Regions from separate parts of the Homo sapiens genome. Here region 2 is linked to region 1. Evidence: chromatin contacts called from ENCODE Hi-C or POLR2A ChIA-PET data. All regions are on one chromosome and are shown on one strand. Each heading gives the region's core, a stretch centred on a gene start or an enhancer-like site at or near the end of the contact. The rest is flanking DNA. Distances are from core to core; before and after follow the strand shown.

Region 1 (2,695 bases), core at 61-2,560:
GCTAATTTGAAGAGCGTTTAATAAAGGGATTATGCTATAAACTGAATGTTTGTGTCCTTCCAAAATTCATATGTTGAAACCTAATCCCCTGTGCAATAGTATTAGGAGGTGGGATGTTTGAGAGGTGATTAGGTTATGAGGGTGGAGGGTGGAATGAGATTAGTGCCTTTATAAAAGAGGCCCAGCAAGCTTATTCACCACTCCTACCTTCTATGAACTAGGAAGCTGGCTCTTACCAGCCACCGAATCTGCTGGCATATTGATCTCGGACTTCCCAGCATCCAGAACTATGAGAAATTTCTATTGTTTAGACACCACCCCGTCTATGGTATTTTGTTATATCAGTCTGAATGGACTAAGACAGAGTGTTTACAAAGGTGCAGGCAGGGAATGCGGATTATCACCCACCGAGCTGTTGCTAACCCTAGGCGGGTAGGTGTGAGAGGAGGGAGTGGTTGCCAGAACCTGAGAACAGACAGGGCTGTGTGGAAAGGGTCCTTCATAAGTGTGACCCTTGTCTAGGGCCACAGGTAGCCCACAGTGACCCTGCTGAGGGGGAGCCCCTGCAGGGAGGGAGCCCCTGCAAGAGACAGATGGGGAGCACAGTGAGGTCAGGTCTTCCAATACATGTAAATACTGGTAGGGGGTGGTTTTGGTGTTGGCTAGGTTGCTTCCCACAACTTGGCAAGAGAGAATGGGGTTGATAGTTTGGTAGTATTACAGCCAAGGTCCCAGAAATGCCCACACTCAGGCCTGCCACCTCCCCAGTCACCCCATGGCTTGGACTAACTTTGGGCACAGGTCCTGTTACCGTCGGTTGGTGGGATGTAATTGTCATGTAATTGACAGCCCCTCAGAACAAAATGAAACAAAAGAGGCTGTTCCTCAAAGAAAAGGGCGCTTGGCAGAGGAAAGCAATAGAGAGCTTGATTGAGAGAACACCACATGCAAGGAATAATAGATAAATGCAGTGGTGTGCCGGAGCCAGTTTCTATGGGCTCACGAGAACTAATTGCCAAATTTTCAGGAATGTTATGAGCTGGTTATTAAATACAACCATTATTAAAAATTTAACCATATCAACTTTTAATTAAATCATATTTAAGACGAAGGTAACAAATATTCACAATTCATCACTTCCTAATTATTTTGCTACAGTTCTCTATCATCTGTACTCCTGAGCTCATTTATGCCTGTTGTGTCTGTGTGGTCGAAATACTACATAATGGTGTGCTAATGTGCATATCTTCTGAATGATGTCATGTGGGGTTTTTTTAAACTGGCCACGGGGAGTGTATTTACAACAAGGAAATTGGCAAATGTACAAATCAGGGTTGGCTCCCTCGGACCTCCACTGAGAAGAGCTGGTTGAAAAGAGTTTACCAGCACGCCACCAGCGACATGAAAAACAAAAGCCCCGCTTTATTTGTGGCTGAGCTAGAAGGAAAGCTGTTTTGGAGCATTCAAAGCTGGGATGATGGTATAAATGAAGCTCGCTGCTTCCTCTGGCTTGATTTGCCCACTCAGTGCCAGACAGGAAAGAGGCAGACAAGAGCCTGATTCACCCGTCCGTGGAGGCAGGCTTGTCCTGGGTCTGACTATTGCATGAACTCAGGGAAGAAGGAAAGCCCAACGTGCTGACTTTATTTTTTCTTTTTAATGCTTTTTAGAGACAGAGTCTTGTTCTGTCGCCCAGGCTGGAGTGCAGTGGTGTGATCTTAGCTCATTGCAGTCTCGAACTCCTGGGCTCAAGTGATCTTCCCACCTCAGCCTCCCAAGTCTTTGGCTAATTTTTAAATTCTTTTGTAGAGGTGGGGGTCTCACTTTGTCTCACCACCAGGCTGGTTTTGTACTTCTGGGCTCAAGCAATCCTCCTGCCTTGACGTCCCAAAGCACTAGGATTACAGGTGTGAGCCACTGCACCTGGCCCCCATGTCCTGACCTTTAAGATGTAGTAAACCTATCCACTGGGAAAGTGGGGTCAAAGGAATTGTCCTGGACTCTGGCCAGTCAGATCAATTAGCGATCTTTACTTTCAAGAAACTAGGGTAGAGGGAAAGCTGAGGTAGAGGCCTGTAGATGGAGGCTGAAGGCCTTCTGCAGTGCTGACTGTTTGGGCAAGATGAAGCATGAAACCTGATAGAACAGATAACCAGCTCTTTATATCATGATCCTTTCATCATAAGCTTATTACTCCTGAGAGAAATATAGACTTCAAGTGTGATGGGAAGACCTCCTGCTACCTTATCCAAGTCACCTGTGCCCACCCTCTGTGCCAAAGCGGTCAGGCAGGGTTCAGTGGAAGTCAGCTGGGAACAGAAGGAAGAGACATTTAATTACTGCTTTACGGCTTTTGTTCTCACTGGAGGTAAATACCTTGTTGGTGCCTCAGGGAATATTGGCCTTTTCCTTTGAACTCTGTCCTGATTCTGACATTAACCAGATCTGCGACCTTGGGAAAGTTACCCAGCCTCTCACAGCCTCTTTCCACATCAGGCAAATGGAGACGCTGCTTTCACAGGATGGGGGCTGGGAGTGGGGACAACAACAAAAAATGACAGATGTGAAACTGCCCCAAACTGGGAATCATTTTAATATTATTTTCCTGTTTGTGTAGTACACAGCCCTCATTGTTGAGTCACTGGTGCTGGAAGTGGTGGTGGCCACGAGATGTGAGCTGGAGGGAGGCCCAGTC
Region 2 (2,695 bases), core at 126-2,625, 61 kb before region 1:
TTAAAGCATTTTCATACTTTTTATCTCATTTTTTTACTTGATGTCTCTGTAAGGTTGTAGGATGGTAGCTTGGTCTCTCCATTTACTGAAAGAAATGAGTAACCTAGAACTGTTCGGATCTCTTGACTCTGATTCAGAACCCTTTCTTCTAGGATAACAAGCCATATATCTTCTTATCTCAACTTTATTTTTATCTGTTTTGCCTCGTCTCCAGGGAAAGATACAGATAATGAACAATGAAAAATTAAGTAAAATGTGTTTTTATCGATTGTATTCTTTTTCTCACCTAGGACCAAATGGCTCGAAATCCAGCTGCTATTGACATGTTTATTATAGGTAGGAAAGAAAAAAGTCTTTTTTCCCCCTTCTTCTTCTTCCTGGATATAATAAAAAAATTAAAATGGTAAAAACTTTTTCAGCTACTTTAGCAGCTGGCAATTTCATACTTGGATTTCTTTAAGGTTTGCTGGTTTATAAAGTACTGCATCTAGGTTTTCATTAGAACCGTTTTTGTATTGAATATTTTTAATTTTGAAAAAAGCTAGTCCATATACAATCTCATGCTCTGAGGACTCTTCTATAAGGCAATGAAATATGTAGAAGTGCTGTGAATGTGTATATATTTTTCTTAACATGCACATGTATTATTCATTATATTCATGTATAATTGGGGATACAGATATATAAAGCAACTTTAAACTTTTTCTCTTTTGGTGCTAATGCAGTAGCATTAAGATACTAAGTCACATTAGAGACCTCCAAAGCAAGTCTTTAGGGACTAATATAAACTCTATGCCTTATAAACTCCTTGGTACAACTAGTTTTTCTTGGCCTTAAAAGAGTATTTCTTATAGGTTTTGAGAACCCTTCAATTTGTAAGTAACTACAGCTCACCCCTTTGCTATTTATCCCGTCTTGGCTTGTTTGGATTTTGATCATCCAGAGAAGATTCCTCCAGACTGTCCATTTTGCTTTTTAAGGGTACTGACTGACATATATTAAACATCTACATATATGAATAGTAAAGAGTCCTTGTAGACTGAGGCATTTGTATTCACTTCTGTCTTCTCATTGGAACTTTGAACAATGTATAAGTCTCTATTTGTTCCATACTATGGCACATTCCACGTTCATGGTGTACTTCATAATATCAAGATCTCACTCTTACCTAGTAAGTTATAAAAAGCTTTTAAATGTAGGTCCTAGGTTTCAGCTCACTCTGACTCATGTGGTCTCTGGTTTCTAAGTTAAGCACTCTCTGGAGGTTTTTCCTGTGCTCATTGCCCTCGTTGTTATTTTTGCATAGCACACACTTTCAGAGATTACCATAGTGGCTGTGGTCCAGCAGTGCTACTCAGTTTATAAATGGAAGGCAGCTGAGTGCTAAGGTAAGCTGCTGCCCAGCCTCTGTGAGTTCCTTACTCTTAGTTTGGTGCTCGTCTGACATGGTATGTAGAACCTCACCACTCCAGCAGAGTACTAAGGTGTAATAATACTATGCCAGTAGCTGGGATTTCTCTTAAAATGGGAGAGCAAAGCAAAAGATTGAGAGACACTGAGAAGAGATGAGGTGAGAAGTTAATGCAGGGAGGAAGGATGAAAAAGGAGCTTCCTTTCAGCTGCCTTGATAAAGCTCCAGAACCATCAGAGAGACCCCAACACATGGGCTTACTTTAAAAGGTAAATTACCTTAGAACATATAAATTGCATCTTGATTCAACTAAGTTTGCTTAGACTGGTAACACACAAAATGGCATATCCTGGTGTTCAGTGTACTAATAATAGATATTTAAGAAACCTGGAATCTGTCAGATAAGTTTAGTAGTGAATGCTGCCTAGTCTGTCCTCATCTTAAAGAATACACTCTGGTACGTATTGTAATAAAATAAGGTAGATTAAAATACACCATGCCAATTTTTTTTATGCAAACCACAAATTTGTTTTTAGTTATATAACTTTTTTCCACAAAATATACATATATATGATTTTTAAAAACTCTTTCAGAGAAAGTACTAGTGCTAAAAACGTAAAATTATACCTTCTATGAATTTTAATGACATTATTTATATAACTTCTTAATATCTTACTCAAAGTAGGTACATGATCAGTGAACCTTGAATACAATAGTGTTTAATAAATATTGGGTCAGAATGGGTCATTAATAGATATTGAGGAAAGAGCCAACTATTATAGTTTGCCTTCTCTCAGTTGATGCCTTTTAAAAGTTTAAAGCCTTGTACCCTTAGATATAAGCCAAATTGTATCTTTTATCATTCCCTAAATAGAATAATTAGTAAACACTATAAATTTAGCATCTGACATTCAGTGTGACAGAGTGTAGAAACTGGGTTAATTGAAACCAGATTACAAAGAAATTCATTGTTGAACAACATTAATTAAAGGACTAATACATTCCAGGCACTGAGATGTATTAACAGTAAATAATGGGGGGTCTGACAGAGTTATGTTAAATATTACCTAGAAGGGGTAAACATTATTAATTCATGTAAATACTTGTTATAATCCAATCATTAGATCACAGATATATGGTCTGGACTAGACTGTTCCAGTAATCCTTTTCTGCTTTGAGCTGGTCACTAAGAAGATGGAGGACCGCTGTGCAATTAAATCTATAGTAGTGTGCAACTAGACCACTTTGGGATTGGCCCGATGCACAGAACTCCACAATGTCATG

The links. A loop is a pair of places that touch in the nucleus more often than their neighbours do. ChIA-PET counts read pairs that join two places held with the same protein, here RNA polymerase II (POLR2A). Pooled maps may share reads with other maps.
Region 2: a map of endothelial cell of hepatic sinusoid shows a loop between it and region 1 (4-fold over the local background). The contact joins two enhancer-like sites. A Hi-C loop is called at or near these places in 6 of 168 maps with a recorded cell type or tissue (PC-9, endothelial cell of hepatic sinusoid, heart left ventricle and 2 more), 2 of 37 single-sample maps with no recorded cell type and 7 of 50 pooled maps. POLR2A ChIA-PET finds 5 or more read pairs at or near these places in 16 of 52 experiments (A549, AG04450, BJ and 13 more).

What each region holds. Positions count from the first base shown.
Region 1 is chr11:33,690,951-33,693,645 of GRCh38, reverse strand. No RefSeq gene overlaps it. Among named protein-coding and RNA genes, the nearest start is that of C11orf91, 8.5 kb to the left of the region's middle. RefSeq lists an enhancer at 2,320-2,695. Within about 2 kb of position 1,310, at least 29 of the 41 ENCODE cell types and tissues checked have a DNase peak (open chromatin) inside an H3K27ac peak, as active enhancers do.
Region 2 is chr11:33,752,096-33,754,790 of GRCh38, reverse strand. FBXO3 (F-box protein 3) reads left to right here. Exons shown (of 11, transcript NM_012175.4): 6 at 291-336. Among named protein-coding and RNA genes, the nearest start is that of CD59, 17 kb to the right of the region's middle. Within about 2 kb of position 1,375, at least 3 of the 41 ENCODE cell types and tissues checked have a DNase peak (open chromatin) inside an H3K27ac peak, as active enhancers do.